Regions from separate parts of the Homo sapiens genome. Here region 2 is linked to region 1. Evidence: read pairs that join two places in POLR2A ChIA-PET (ENCODE). Cell type or tissue: B cell. All regions are shown on one strand. Links, peaks and the distances in the headings refer to the core of each region. The heading gives the core; the rest is flanking DNA.

Region 1 (8,380 bases), core at 326-8,325:
ATGTAGTTAATGGATTCCATCAGGGCAAGGGCCATGACTTATCTGCTTTTGTATTTTCAGGGCCTGCCATGTAGACTATGCTAAATGAATGTTTCTAGAATGAAATATAGTTTACTGGGGAAGGCCTTTCGGCATATAATTTTTGAGTTGAGACCCAAGTTGTTGCAGAATCTTAAGAAAGGTTTTGCCTTTCAAAGGTGTAAAAAATAGCACAAGACAACATTTCCCAGGTGGTTTCCAAAATACTCCTGCTAGGGCATGCTTTGTGGGAAAAGGGTTTGTTTGGTAGTCAGATACTTTTAGAAAATGCTGTCTGTTGGACCTGTGCCCTTCACCCTTCTCAAGACACACTAGCAGATTGAAGCTTTTGAGATGTTCTGTGGGAAAGAAACCCTTTTAATCTTTAAAACGTTTTGACAAAGCATTTTCCCTACCCTTTTTCCCCAGATAATGCCTTTTTAGAACCTGCAGAACTAATGTCCTGAGGTATTTTCTTTGGAAACTGCTCACATAACCAAAAGTATAACAGTAGGAATTAACACTTCATGTGTGATGATGACCTATAATTACCTAGAATTGGAGAGGCCACTCTGGGAAGTTATAAGAAAAGAGATAAAGGATTAGGCAATATTAAGGGAAAGACATTTTTCTATGGTAGGCTCGACGTTTGTATTTTGGTATAATTGCTCTAAATTGTCCTGGTCAGTTATAAGTATTAAAATAACTGTAGTATAGATGATAGCAGACAGGTTTGAGCATGGAAGGATTGGATTTGGGTAACGGCTACTGGAATGCAAAAGGCAGTAGGAAGTCAAAGACAGTAGATGAAGGATCTGTAGAATCTGGTAACTAATTAAATCTGGAAAAACAACTTGGATGTTTTAATTCAAAGATCTAAGTGGTCTATATACTTTTTGGATGTATAGTTAGACTAAGGTGAAAAAGAAACATTGTATTATTGACAGCTGAAAAGATGTGTAACAGCAGGGAGTAGTTTCTATAAGTTTTTTGGGTTTTTTTTTTTTTTTTTTTTTTTTTTTAAGACGGAGTCTCGCTCTGTCGCCCAGGCTGGAGTCCACTGGCGCAATCTCGGCTCACTGCAAGCTCTGCCTCCTGGGTTCACGCCATTCTCCTGCCTCAGCCTCCCGAGTAGCTGGGACTACAGGCGCCTACCACGGTGGCGCCCGGCTAATTTTTCGTATTTTTAGTAGAGACGGGGTTTCACCGTGTTAGCCAGGATGGTCTCGATCTCCTGACCTGGTGATCCGCCCGCCTCAGCCTCCCAAAGTGCTGGGATTACAGACGTGAGCCACCGTGCCCGGCCTCTATAGGTTTTTAAATTTTAGTTTTGTTTATTTTGTTTATATTTTAACAGGATAAAATTTATTATAATATAGTTTGCCTTCTAAAAAGAGTCCATATAGAAATCACTAACTTAAACTGAATTCATACACAAACTTCAAATCACATCAGAAGTTTTTCCTGGAAAAATTAGGTCCTCTTTTTTCAATAATTGGGGCTTGTTTATCAGAAACGACTTAGTGATAACAAAGCAAGACACATTTTTGTATTATTATACATTTAATTTAGACGATGGGGAAATTCCTTCACACTACCTCATAACATAAAGCAGGTTTATTAGGCCTTAAGAATCATAGAATATTTATACTTTTCATGTAAAATAGAAAACCTAATTTTCCAGCCATTCATGCTAAACAGCAGGGTTAAAGTAATGATCAGGAAGACTTTATACGTTTTAAAATAAGGTAGTTTTCATGAGACATTTTGCAGTGCTCCCTTGGTAATGTTCATATTCAGTGAGCAGAAAAGAAAAGATGAGAGAGTTAGGACTCTACTATTGAACCTGTTTCTTGAAGAAAACAAAAACCAGATAGTACAATTGGATGTCAGAAATGATTATTAGAAAGCTAGGTAAAAACAGTACAGGTTGAGTATCCCTTATCTGAAATGCTTGGGACCAGAATTGTTTCAGAATTTGGAATTTTTTGGATTTTAGAATATTCGCATATACATATGAGTTACCTTGGGGATGAGAGCCAGGTCTAGACACGAGATTCATTTATGTTTCATATACACCTTATAGTCTAAAGGTAATTTTATACAATATTTTTAATGATTTTGTACAGGATACAAAGTTTTGAGCCATAGCATGAGGTCACATGTGGAATTTTCCTTTTGTGGCATCATGTAAATGCTCAGAAAGTTTCAGATTTTGGAGCATTTCAGATTTTGGATTTTTGGATTAGGGATGTTCAACCTGTATTTCCAAATACTTAAGATAGGGCCTTAATTTGTCTTCCTTTTTATTGTCTTTTCAGACAAATGACCATGGAAACAGTTGAATCCCAGCATGATGGAAGTATAACAGCTTCTTTGACAGAGAGCAAGTCTGCTCATGTGCAGACTCAGACTGGCCAAAATTCAATCCCTGCTTTAGCTCAGGTAGGCAATAGGCAGGCACCGTTGAAAGTCAAAATATATGGAAATGAGAATTAGGTGCAGATTCTGTTTTCTTGCCATTGATCTTAAATTTTCCATGTTCCCTGGTTATCAGCCATTCTTGCTTATTTGATTGTGAAGAAAAGATACGTGTTGTAATTAGCCTTGCATTTTAACAGACATTCAGCAGTGCCCCATCTCCATTGCCACCACCACTATGGAAGGAAAAACAAAAACCCTTCCTGAATATGTAATCCTCAAAGTATGATTTGAGAGGGTTGCTAATTCGAAATTGATACAGTTCTGATGTCCTTAGCTGTTAAGATGACAGAAATCTTACCATTTTCCCCGTATATATTTGTCTTAATCATTACTTTCTTTTCAGTTAGGTCTCGAACTTTGAATTGGTTTCATTCAGAGGTCACCAGTATCAGTTAGTACCTGTTTCTAGATCCTAAAATTTATTTCTGAGATATCTATTAAAAATATAGTAAAAATAAACACATTTGTTAGTTCATCAAATATTTATTGAATGTCTGCTGTGTCTAATTATTCCGGATGCATGTGGATATGTAGTTTCAGGACTTAAATATCCCATGGTTTGGTAGGGTAGACAGATATTTTAGCAATAATTCCAGTAGGGTAAGAAGTGCTGTAAGATACTATGTAGAAAATGAATAAGGCCTACAGAAGAGGGAGCAGCCAGCTGACTAGGAGTGCTTTATATATCTCCTTTGAGCTAGGCACAAAGGATGAGTAGGAGTCTGCCAGGTTGATAAGGTGAGGAAGCATATTCTAGGCAGAGCGAAGAGTGTGCACAGAGGCACAGAGCCAGAGCATGGGATGTTCAGGGAACTATGGGTATTGAGTTTAACTGGAGCCAGGTGTCTGGGCTGGGCAGTCCAGCTGGTAAAGGTAAGTAGAGGATCGTATACATTTCAGGGTTTAGAGTACACTGTACTCTAAATAGTATTGAAATATTTTCAGGTGCCCACCGTATTTTCAGTTTTGACACTAGTAGCCATGTGGAGGTGGAATTGAAAGTCAGTGAGTCGGAACTGAAGACACCATCAGGGTGCCTGGTGGAGTCAAAGTAGCGTGAGATACAGAGCAGTGGTGAGACCTTTGTGGTACATTAAAGGGAGAATAAAAAGGACCTGGTGGTTGACTGGAAGGCCCAGGGGAAACACCAGGCACTTCTTGGGTTATATTAGGCCAGACTGGTGTGAGAGCTCTCCTTTCCTGTGCACCCAGCCTGCTTTTCTTTCCTCTTTAAAGCTGCCAACACCCACTCGTTCCCTGCAGGTTTTCTGCGGTATTCTGTAGAGCTGTATCTCCCTAGCAACACCTTTTGTTACACTGAGAGACAGGCATTTAGGTTAGGCCAGGCCTTTTGCTTAAACACACACACACACACACACACACACACACACACACACACACACACACACCCTTGTTAAAAAAAATGCATGTTCATTGTAGAAAATAAATATTAAAATGAAGAATATAAAAACTATCCATAATCTTAACATCCAGAGATTTAATCATTGTTAACATTTTGGTGTAGCTCCTTTAGTCTTTTTGTCTGTGTGAATAGAATAGAAAGCATATACTTTTTCTCATGATTTTGGGATTTTCCAGAATCTTTAGAGCTATGGTTTCTGGTCAGTAATTCTGCCCTTTGCTGAAGTTGTAGTTGAAAGCACTTTCTTTTTTTTTTGGTAGAGACAAGTTCTCACTATATTGCCCAGGCTGGTCTCAAACTCCTGTGCTGAAGCAGTCCTTGCACCTCAGCTTCCCAAAGTGCTGGAATTACAGGTGTGAGCTTCTTGTACCCAGCCTGAAAGTACATTTTCTTCCTTCTGACTCTACTTCCTTCTAGGTGGGTCCCGGCTCACTAAGTTCTACAGATGCCTTTTGCCCCAGAATTCTGGGGCTGAAGTCCCAGCAATAGATTTCCATTATCTAAATATGGTAATTTGCAATTCTGAGGACCTTCAGGCTGGGCGACAGCCACCTCTGTGAGCCTCACTCAGAAATTGCCAACAGGTGGCCAGGTGCAGTGGCTCATATCTGTAATCCCAGTACTTTGGGAGGCCAAAGCAGGTGGATCGCTTGAGGCCAGGAGTCCGAGACCAGCCTGGCCAACATGAAGAAACCCTGTCTCTACTAAAAATACAAAACTAGGTGGTTATGGTGGCACACGCCTGTAGTCGCAGCTGCTCGGGAGGCTGAGGCACGAGAATCACTTGAACCCAGGAGGCTGAGGTTGCAGTGAGCCAAGTTGGAGCCACTTCACTCCGGCCTGGGTGACAGAGTGAGACCCTGTCTCAAAAAAAAAAAGTGTTGCCAACAGGTTAAGTAATGTGGAGTCTGAAAAGTAGTCTTAGGTTTCTGAGGGCTTGAAAGTGTTGCCAACAGGTTAAGTAATGTGGAGTCTGAAAAGTAGTCTTAGGTTTCTGAGGGCTTGGAATTGAATAGGAGACCAGTGGACAGAAACTAGGTTTTAGTAGGTTATAGAATAAGTAAGAGGAGGGGAAGTGGAAGTTGGAAGTATAGACTCTTTTAAGAAATTTGTCTTGAACTAATAGAGAAAGATGGGTTTGTGAAACAAAGGGGTGAGAACTGGGATGTGAGAAATTTGGGAATGTTTTGAATAAAATGGAACATTATAGAGACTTGTGAGAAGGCAGAATCAAGGAACTAGAAAAAGCCTGTGTTTACGTTTGTAATGCTTCTTTAAAAATCTCAAATAATGTTGTATGCTAATAAATATTGATAGTTATTAAATCTGGATAGTAAATTCTTGGAGTTTTGCTGTTTTTCTATTTTATATTGTTAGAAGTATTTTTTTGTTGTTGTTTTTGTTTTGTTTCGTTTTGTTTTTTTGAGACAGAGTCTCACTATGTCACCCAAGCTGGAATGCAGTGGTGCAATCTCGGCTCACTGCAACCTCTGCTCACTGCATCCTCCACCTCCCGGGTTCCAATGATTATTATGCCTCAGCCTCCCGAGTAGCTGGGATTACAGGCATGTGCCACCACGCCCAACTGATTTTTGTGTTTTTAGTAGAGAGGGTTATGCCATGTTGGCCAGGCTGGTTTTGAACTCCTGACCTCAAGCAGTCCACCTGCTTTGATCTCCTGAAGTGCTGGGATTACTGGTGTGAGCCACTGCACCTGGCCTGTTTGAAGTATTTGATCAAACTGAAACTATGGTTTTTATCTTTCACATGCTAGAAATATAGAGATTAAGAAGTAATCTGTATGCCGACTTATGGATTATTTTAGTTAACTAAGAATTATCCTCCATGCCATGCATGGATCATGATTTTTTGAAGAATTAGAAGACAATTCTTAGCAGTCAGAATTTTCTGAACATAATTACTCATTAAAGTTCTTGTGACACCAGCAGCTGTTCGTTTATGAGTATTGTTACTATCATACAATAGTATATGTCTTACAAGGAGTAGGAAATCAAGCTGAACTCTATTAACCCTATGATGTATGCCAAAAGTGACTGACTCTTCTGAATTTCTGATGGCTTCATATTTACTTGCCACTTGTCTCATTTTTCTTCAGACTTGAGGATTGTAAATTTCCATATGTTTTAGATTTAAACTTAGTTGTGAATAAAGAGGAATTTCTGACACTCACCTTCCTTGTTTATATGATCAGATTATCAGTAAACAGTGTGGGAACAAAAGGCGTAAGCAGAACGTTCAGTGGGTTTGATTCTTTGCATCTAAGGTCATTTGATACTGGTTGTTTTGATTGTCCTGGCCTTTCCAGAGCTTCTGCTAATCAAGAATATACTATGAAAATCATCAGAGACCTAGCAACTGTTGAGCTTGGTTTTGGCTGTCAGGCCCCTGTTCTGCTGATGGATTGAGGTGAGGTGCAGGTACACCAGGGGACACTGGAGTTTTGCTTTTCTGTTTTATAACTTTGTAGTAATAAATGGAGCCTTTCTCTTCTGTTTGAAAACAAAATCACGGTGGTGGTAATGTCAAAAAGTTGGAAGCAGGAGTTGCCATCAACAAATCCTAGTACGGCAAATAACTGGAAGTTAAATGTTGTCTTGGCTTTCTTCTTGCCTAAATTATTTTTATGCTGATTTATTTTTAATGGAAGCTGGTATCTTATTTATTAAGTACGTGTGTTGATATACAGGACTAGACTCGCTGGATTCTGGTAAAACTGTTGATAATAAGTTGGAGAGTCCATTTTAAATAACCTGGCCAGGAGGAAATCTTTTCCAGAAATCAAAATGGTGAAAAGCAAAAATATTGTATGTACAATACAAGTAGTTTTAAAATAGTGACACTTACATCCTCCGGAAATAATATTGTTTTTAAATGGGTAATGGGAAGTTAAAACTTCTTTTGTTGTGAAAGACTTCAAACATACATAAGAGTAGAAGAATGATTCCACATATATATAAAGTTAGTAATTATTAAGATTTTGCTAGACCAGGCATGGTGGCTCATGCCTATAATCCCAGCACTTTGGGAGGCTGAGGCAAGAGGATTGCCTGAGCCCAGGAGTTCAAGACCAGCTTGAGAGCTTGTCTCTTTAATAAAAAATAAATTAATACAACAAAAATTTTTGCCAGGTGTGATGGCATGCCCTTGTAGTCCCAGCTACTTGGGAGACTGAGACCAGTGGATTGCTTGAGCCCAGGAGCTCAAGGCTGTAGTGCACTGTGATCATGCCTATGAATAACCACTGCACTCCAGCCTGACGACATAGCGAGACCTTGTCTCAATAAAATTAAAAAAAAAGATTTTGTAGCACTTGCCTCATCTATCTTCTTTTTTTCTTCTTGTCGCTGAAGTATTTTAAGCTGCTCAGCAGATCTCAGACATCATGTCATTTTACTCCTACTTACTTCTGGGTATACAACTCTTAAAACATTATGGACATTTTCTTATATAACAAAATGTCATTATACCTAGTTAAGTATAATTAATATGCAATCCATATTCATTTCACAAATGTATGATCTACTCTGAAGGCAGTAGAGTGGACACCTTGAACTTTTCTTGTTCCTAGACTCTTGGGAATTGGTAACACTGCCATGAAGACCTAGGTGGGTAAGGTCATTCAGATGGAGCCAGTGGAAAGGATGTACCTTAAAACTGACTTTCTGAAGTATAATTCTCCATAGCTGCTGCTGAAGCCTGGAGGCCTCGACTCTGAAAGCTAAATAACTCTTCTTTATAAATGACTACTTCTCAAGGTTTCAGCAAAGATAGAAGGGAAAGATGAAAGGAGCAGTATGCTAGGAGTCAAAAGGGGGGAAGGAAACTCTGGAGATTGTCAAGGTCAGCAAACTGCCTCGAGAGAATTAGTTCTGATATAACACTTAACCTCTCCAAGGACCTCTGTATTTTTGGAAACAAGGAGACACTAGGGAGGCAGAGAAAGCCGCTAGGGAATGTTGTTCAGAGATTATACTCTCCTAATCAAGCTGAACTCTGTTAACCCTATGATGTTTGCCAAAAGTGACTGACTCTTCTGAATTTCTGATGGCTTCATATCTTATCCTTTCTTATCTTTTCCATTCTAAGTGCACAATGTGTAAGGAGTCCCTCGGAATAAAGCAGCCCTGGCATGCCATCGGGGATTGAAGTAGGAACGATTTAACAAGGGATACTTGGAAATGTTGTCATGTGCGAGTTGTAAATTTTCTTTTTTAATCTGGTGGAAAATTGGAATGGCATTTCTCTGTTTTGCCCAGCTATGCCAAAAATCTTCTTGGTCCCACATAGGCCTAGGAAGGATGTAGATGGCAATCACAAAACAAACAAAAAATGAGCAAACAAATAGAAGACCTCAAGCAACATTTTCTCTTGTTAATAGGTTAGCAACCTCATATTTGTATATTAAAGAGATCTGCATTATGTTAGGTTGATTTC
Region 2 (8,380 bases), core at 135-8,134, 110 kb before region 1:
GCACTTTGATTAACAATAAATCCTTTAAGGGCTATTTTTATAACAAAAAGGATTAAGTCTATTAGTCATTCAGAGCATACTATAGTGACTTTAATCTGCTTGCCAAGTTAATGCAACAGGAATTACAGTGGGTCTGAGAGAGGTGAAGGAGGATGGAAGAAGGAAAAAATAAAACAATGATAACTTGGGAGAGAGAGGCGCATATCAAGAGAAATGTAGAGAAGGTTGGACTGCCCCAGTGCAGGGCTTCAAACAGCTGTAAAACCCCTGGGGGAAAGAAAGGCCAAAGCTATAAGAGGAACGCAGCAAGGAGGCAGGAAGGCTGTACTGACTCATTCCCCAATTAACTAAATGGAGAGCAAAGCCCAGGGTTTTGCCCTTGAAGCTAATATGGTCCAACATTATTTCCTGAAATGAGCTTTTCTTTTTCTTTCTTTTGTCAGACAGGATCTCGCTCTCTGGCCCAGGCAGGAGGGCAGTGGTGCAATCTCGGCTCACTGCAACTTCCGCCTCTCAGGCTCAAGTGATCTTCCCACCTCAGCGTCCCAAGAGCTATGACCAGACGACTACACCACCATGTGTGGCTAGTTTTTTAATTTTTTGTAGAGATGGGGTTTTGCCACGTTGCCCAGGCTTGTCCTGAACTCCTGGACTTGCGTAATCTGCCCGCCTCAGCCTCCCAAAGTGCTGCAATTACAGGTCTGAGCCACCGTGCCCAGCCTGAAATAAGCTTTTCTAATAAACATTCTTTTCCAAACATAATTTATTCCAATGTCCCTCCTTCCCTTTTAACACCTTGAGATGTAATTTACATATTAAATAATTCACCCATTTAAAGTGTGCAATTCAATGGTTTTGGTATATTACATTATCAATGTTTTTAAATTGTGGTAAAAACATAGATAATAAAATTTACATTAGCCATTTTTATGTGGGCAATTCAGTGGCATTAAATAACGCTCACTATGTTGTGTAATCACCCCCATTGTCTACTTCCAAATATTTTTCATTACCCCATCAGAAACTTTATAACCATTAAGTAACAACTCCTCACATCCTCCTCCCCTGATAACCTCTAATCTATCTTCTGTCCTTTTGAATTTGTCTGTTCTAGATATTTCCTATAAATTGAACCACAGAATATTTGCCCTTTTGTGTCTGTCTTTTTCCACTTAGCATAACATTTTCATGGTTCATCCATGTTGTATCATGTATAACTTCAATTCTTTTTAAAGACTGTGTGGTGTTGTGATATGTAAGTACATTGGTTTTCATCTGTGGTTCCTGGTTCATAACTCCCTTAGCCCTAGTTACAGTCTTTAGTTATAATGTTGAGTGTGTTAGGTCTCAGGAAACAGAATTTCTCTCCTACTCTCCTTTCACCTGCCTCAAGGCAGGACTCTAATCTTGCCCTACCTTTCTGACTGTGGGTCATAAGACCCTCCCCAGAGAAAGCCCCACCCTGTACGCTGGGGGAAAGACTACTGACATCATGAAGCTTCCACAAAAATCCAAGAAGACTGGGTTCCACAGGGATAGAAGCTCCTGCACTCATGGTGATTTCAGACCTTCCCTTATGTGTCTCCTCAAGTGGTTGTTTATTTGTATCCTCTAAAATATCCTTCTTAATGAACTAGTAAACATTAAGTGAGTGTTTCCCTAAGTTCTGTGAGCTGCTCTAGCAAATTAATGGAACCCAAACAGTGTACTGTAGGACTTCAACTTGAAAGCCAGTCGGTCAGTAGTCCGGAGGCCCAGACTTGTGACTGGTGTCTGGGGGTGTGCAGGGCAGTCTTGGAGACTCAGTCCCCAAACTGTGGGATTAGCCACTATCTCAAGTAGATGGTGTTAGAGTTGAACTGGAGGACACCTAGCTGGTGTCTGCTGCTTGGTGTGTGGGAGAAGAGAGCCACACCTTTGTTTACAGAAGCCTTCTGTGCTGATGATTGTTGCTGTGGTGTGAGAGTAGAGGAAAAACATGGTTTGAGAGAGTTTTTCACTACACACGATGAATAATATTCCAATGCACATATGTATCACATTTTGCTTATTCTTTCAACTTCTAACAGACATCTGGGCTACTGCCACCACTTGCCAGTGGCATATTTTTGACAGCCAGACAGAGCAAAGTGCATGTATCACAGATAATCTGTGTGTGATTCTTGGGGCTGGATCTAGAGGCTTCAACAAAAGTCTAAGGTGCAATAAGGGCTAAGAGCTTAGAACCACTGATCTAGTGTAACCTGAACTTAATTGATGGGGGAAAAGTTCCAGATAATTTGCTCAGGGGACAGAGCTAACTAGTAAGAAAAGCAGGAAGATAATCAAACAACTAAGACCTCTAGATCTGGGCTTTGTGGATGACACAACAGTGTATCGGTAAGCACGGATGCTTTGTGACTTGTGGCCTAGGGATGTAGGATGACAGCTCACCCACTTAAACTACTCGACCTTTCTTGGCTACATAAACTAACACAAACCATCCCAAAATAAAATGCTTGAAATCCAACACTGCAGATTTAAAAACCTGGCTAGAAGTTCTAATATATCTTACATATGGTGGTTTAATTTGTATGAACACTTTTTTCTTCTACTACTGAGAAAATAAACATGGGATTTAACATATGATAACCAATATGTACTGGTTTAGTGATCAATTAAAATTTCTTGGCTGGGTGCAATGGCTCACATCTAAAATCCCAGCGCTTTGGGAGGCTGAGGCAGGAGGACTGCTCAAGTTGAGGAGTTCTGAGACCAGCCTGGGCAACACAGCAAGACCCCATCTCTATAACAAATTTTAAAAGTTGCTGGGCGTGGTGGTGTGTGCCTGTAGTCCCAGCTACTTCGTAGGCTGAGACAGGAGGACCACTTGAGCCTGGGAGCCATGATCAAGCCACTGCACTCTAGTCTGGGCACCAGAGCAAGACCACATCTCCAAAAAAAAAAAAAAAAAAAAAAAACACCTCACGTGGGGTTGTCTCTCAGCCTTTCAAGAACTTAACAGACCAAAAGAGTGACTCATCCAAATGTCTAGAATTACTATATTTTCCTCATATTTTTCCTCTCATTTTAAAGGAAGAAAAAAACCTCAACACAGAGCTTCTGCACTTATCCTATTCTCTAAACTAACCACTAAGCATGAAATCCAGTATAAACTGATTATTCTGCCAAGAATGTGCATATATATTAATTTCAAGGACAAGTAAACCAAGCAGTCAGGATTTATCAAAAAGCATCAATTATGATGAAAACTGGAAGGGTATTGTAAAGAGCAATGACTTATCAATCGATATTATATAATAACTGTAACTCAGAGTTAATGATTAAATAGATTAAATAAACAGAATATTTTTCCACCAAGAAACAAAACAAGAAAACTAAGAACGATGTTAAATAAAACCAGGCCAGATACAAAATAGATAAATGTATTCGATATGTTTTATTTCTTACCTTTTCCATATACTGTGAGCAGTTTGATTCTTGTAATAAATTTGAAGCTTCTTGTTTGTAATACTCTCCTGTTTCAGTCAGAAAGGGAGACTCAAAAATTTCCTGATAAAACTGAATAAATCAATTACATCATATTAGAAGAAATTAGAACAAGCAGTTTAAGAAATTAACAGTCTGATTATTTGTTTTTAAAGGAGGCTGTTTACCTTTAAGGGGAATTTTTTCTTATACTGTTCAACATGAACAAAGGAGTTAATAACCCCATGGATTACTTTCTGGTTTGGGTCTTCTCCACCACGATCACTAAAACAAGGTATAACACAAAATATTCTTGAGAATACAAATTATCTATGGAAATATACCCAAAATATGCCAAAATATGGCTCCTTATTCTATTGGTCTAATCAAAGTGTAAAGAACTATAAAAAGGTACATGCATGAATCTTAACAATGATTTTTTTTATATCACAGCTGAGTTAATATTCATGATAGTTAATGTATACATTAGATGTCATTTCAAGAAATAAAAAGAAAACTGATTGTAAAGTTCAAGATACTATGTCAGTAATAAGATAACACTTCTTTAATTTTAACAAAGTAGATACGAGCCCATCAATTCAAAACTTTAATACTGGCGGTTAAGAATGCTTGATTTTCACTCACTACAAACTACAAAGTCTTAATCATATTAAGACATGTAGGTGAAATGTTAGCTTTTCTAATAAAAGGAATATGAAATAGAACCAGGCACCGTGGCTCGTGCCTGTAATCCCAACACTTTGGGAGGCCAAGGTGGGAGGATCCCTGAGTGCTGAATTTGTGAGCTGCCTGGGCAATAGAGCGAGACCTCATTCAAAAAAAAAATTAGCCATGCATGGTGGCACACACCTGTGGTCCCAGCTACTCTGGAGGCTGAGGTGGGATGATCCCTTGAGTCCTGAGTTTGAGACTAGCCTGGGCAACATAGCAAGACCCCATACAAAAAAAAAAAAAAAACAACTTAGCTGTGCATGGTGGCACATGCTTGTGGTCCCAGCTACTCTGGAGGCTGAGGTGGGAGGATCGTTTGAGCCCAGGAGGAGTCGAGGCTACAGTGAGCCACGATTGCACCACTGCACTCCAGCCTGGGTGACAGAGCAAGACCCTGTCTCAAAAATTAAAAAATAAAAATAAAAATAAAATAGAAAAAAAGTTTGCTTAAAGCCACAGTAAAATAATCTAGCTCTAAATTGGGATTTTGTGACTCTAGTACCAATGCTCAAATCAAACCATTATGGTTTACCTCACTACACACTCTTCCAACCTACTTTAAAATAATTTCTTCTTTGCATTAATAATGTCACAAAGAGAGCAACAGAAAACTTATTATCATCATTCCCTAGTAAGAGCTTGTTGCTCTATATATAGGATGTAAGAATTTTCTATCATTGAAGAAAAGCATCAAGGAAAAGCATCCAGGCAATTACCTTTACATACTAGAGTCCTTCCCTGCCTCTGAACCCCTCTAGTCCTCTTTGATTCTTCCTTTAATTATTTGGATATTCTGAGAACTATTTTTTGGACATGAATTAATATGGCTACAGTAATTCTGTCAGTCATAGAGAATCTTGATATCTTGATATCACTGACTAGTTCATATAATAAGGTCACACATGTGAGCTCATTTCCTTGGCTTGGGTCACATGCGTGACCTCACATAAGCCCACATTCAATCTGGTGAGATACTGATCTGAACTGTTACCTATTTTCTCATGTTCTGCTTATGGTGGAAGAACAGATACTGTGGAGGACATACTGGCAAAACTCTAAGTATACACACCCTATGACCCCAAGCAAACATCTACATATGTGTACAACAGAAACAAGAGTGGTGTTAGTGGAAAAACTGGAAGGAACCTAATATACGCCACTAGGAGAAGAGTTTAATAAAGTGAGGTAGGCCTCTCTAGTTTAAGTCTGAGTTCATCCTGGTAAAGTTTAAAAAGCTAACTGGTCACCTAAGGATGACAGCAAACCAACTCATTATCTTAAAAACTGGGTTATTGGCCAGGCGCAGTGGCTCACACTGGTAATCCCAGCACTTTAGGAGGCTGAGGTGGGCAGATCATCTGAGGTCGGGAGTTAGAGAGCAGCCTGGCCAACATGGTGAAATCCAGTCTCTACTAAAAATACAAAAATTAGCTGGGCATGGTGGCGCATGTCTATAATCCCAGCTGCTCAGGAGGCTGAGGTAGGAAAATTGGCTTGAACCTGGGAGGAGGAGGTTACAGTGAGCCAAGATCGTGCCACGGCATTCTAGCCTGGGCAACAGAGTGAGACTCTGTCTCAAAACAAAACAAAACAAAACAAAACAAAACAAAACAAAAACAAAAAACTGGGTTATTAAAAAGGAAAGAAACAAACAGTTATTTTGCTTTTCCTATATGAACTCTACCATTGGGTAACTAAACAGTAGGTGAGAAGAAGCATATCTTGATAAAATTTTCCAGGTAATAAAGAAGAACAAAATGATAGATGGCTCTAACAAGCAGCTCTATAATATGCTGACTAAATTACTAATTTCTTCATTTCCTTTAACTGACATTCCCACCTAGAAAACAATTTTAAATATCAGGAATTCTATTCACTGTAAAAGAAAGATGTGGCTCACATCAGAAACCCTACCTCAACCTCCATATTTGCTTAATTCTCTATGATAGTTCCTCAATTCTGTGAGTGAACACATTAGATTACAATAAAAAATAATTTGGTTAAAGATTTCTGGGCCAGGCGCAGTGGCTCACGCCTGTAATCCCAGCACTTTGGAAGGCCGAGGCGGGTGGATCACGAGGTCAGGAGATAGAGACCATCCTGGCTAAAACGGTGAAACCCCGTCTCCACTAAAAAAAAAAAAAAATAGCCGGGTGTGGTGGTGCGCGTCTGTAGTCCCAGCTACTCGGGAGGCTGAGGCAGAAGAATCGCTTGAACCCAGCAGGCAGAAGTTGCAATGAGCTAAGATCGTGCAATTGCACTCCAACCTGGGCAACAGAGCAAGACTGTCTCAAAAAAAAAAAAAAAATACAGGCATAAAGGCCGGGTGCGGTGGCTCACTCCTGTAATCCCCACACTTTTGGAGGCCGAGAAAGTTGGATCTCTTGAGGTAGGAGCTCGAGACCAACCTGGCCAACATGGTGAAAACCGGTCTCTACTAAAAATACAAAAATTAGCAGGGCGTGGTGGTGCCCAGCTACTCGGGAGGCTGAGGCAGGAGAATTGCTTGAACCCAGGAGGCGGAGGCTGCAGTGAGCTGAAATCATGTCACCGCACTCCAGCCTAGTAGACAGAGTGGGAATCCTGTCTCAAAAAAAAAAAGGAAAAAAGGACAGGCATAATGAATTCAGAGTTAGATTAGCCCAGATGTGAATCCCTAGAATTATTATTAGATGGAGGCTGGAGTCAAATGATCTGAGTCAGATCACCACCATTGACTTTTGCATGTCAAGGATGTCATGCATGTAAAATGGTGACACTAATAGTATTAGCCTTCCAGTGTTGTGAGGATTAAATGGGAAGATGGATGTAAAATTTTTAGCACAATGCTTGGTATGTAGTTCCCATGTTTAATTTCTATTATTAATATGCCTTAGTTTCCTTAACTTTAACATGCAAAACTCTAAGAGAGCTGTCATGAAGAATAAGTGAGATCTTAGTAAAGCATGTGAAACAATGCTTTAATGGAAGCCGATTATAACAACAAAAATAAGACAAGCAGACCAGATAATCTATCTTTTCCAGAACTAATATGCTTTAGTTGTATTATTTTTCTTACATTGTTTCCTTCATTTTTTATCATATTGATTTTTAGCAAACTAACAATCACACTAAAAATTTACTAGGTTGGGACAAAATTATATTAAAAAAGATATTTCACAAAAGTACATTTAGAAAGTATAACAGTATTGTCATTATACTTTTAAATACTTGAATTCCAAGTCAAAAGAAAAGTTAGTATATTTTAGCAGGAGAAATTATATTAGAACTTAGAAGTTTTGTTGGGAGTGTTCTTTTAGTTCACAGTTTTGTAAAGAAAAGAGGAAGAAAAACAACGGGTTACACCCTACTGCTTCAGTATTGCCTTTCCTCTCCAGCTCTCTATCTCTAAAAACAATGGAATCACTCAAACGGTCAGTGACAATTTTTAAAAATCAAGTTACTAGTTGTTACCACCTACTTTCTATTGGGTATCAAAAATTTAAAAATATTCTCTTATCTTCTTATGTGAGGCATAGGGGTGGGTGTGTGTGTTTAATCCCTTACTTCCTCCCAGGAGTCCCATACTAAATACCACGGCTTTGACAAAGTATTCCTCATATAAAAAAAACTCCTTATTTAGGTCTTCTTGATGAGCACAGATATAGGTGGAGTGGCCATTATTACACTACAATTCACTGGTCTAGATAATTCCTATAACATCAGTTCCAGTAACCTGGAATTTACTGGATATATATTTGTGTGACTGACAGAGTGCTTCTGAGAGTCTTTGAGCCAGAGCTAATCCAAGGATGTTCTATTCTAGACTCCACAGGAAAATGTTCTTTGTACTAAATTGTATTCACACAGCACTAGGGTAAAAAGTGTTAACCACTCTGAGCCATGGGTAGAGTGGGAAACCATTTTCCCATAAATTTATCTCACAGAATTAGGCAAGTTATTGATTATAACACTGAGGCTAAGAGGTAGCCAACTAACTAGAAGAATGTCTTCCTCAATAGGTGGTCCTCACGAGGATTTAAACAGGTAATATGTACAAGCAACTCAGGGCACTGCCTAGAAAGTCTAAGAGTTTTCAGCTCTGAAAAGCAATAAGTCACTTCCCTCAGATACTTATTTATATACTAAGCATATTAGGGTATAAGAAAAGACCAGAGCTCCCCCCACCAAAAAGAAAAAA

What was found. Peaks named below come from ENCODE experiments on the same cell type or tissue, not always from the same donor. Only the 100,000 strongest peaks of a DNase experiment are listed, where the experiment ranks them.
Region 2: POLR2A ChIA-PET joins it to region 1 with 12 read pairs; 3 of 35 experiments call an interaction of 5 or more read pairs at or near these places.

The regions. Positions count from the first base shown.
Region 1 is chr10:35,146,029-35,154,408 of GRCh38, forward strand. It overlaps CREM (cAMP responsive element modulator), which reads left to right. Exons shown (of 8, transcript NM_183011.2): 3 at 2,340-2,463. Among named protein-coding and RNA genes, the nearest start is that of CREM, 23 kb to the left of the region's middle. RefSeq lists enhancers at 3,088-3,207, 3,368-3,427, 3,848-3,897. In B cell, for the core only: no CTCF peak of the experiment used is centred there; a DNase peak (open chromatin) is centred at 3,643; H3K27ac peaks cover 1,482 bases.
Region 2 is chr10:35,041,116-35,049,495 of GRCh38, forward strand. CUL2 (cullin 2) reads right to left here. Exons shown (of 21, transcript NM_003591.4): 7 at 3,657-3,753; 8 at 3,451-3,561. Among named protein-coding and RNA genes, the nearest start is that of MIR3611, 34 kb to the right of the region's middle. In B cell, for the core only: no CTCF peak of the experiment used is centred there; no DNase peak of the experiment used is centred there; H3K27ac peaks cover 359 bases.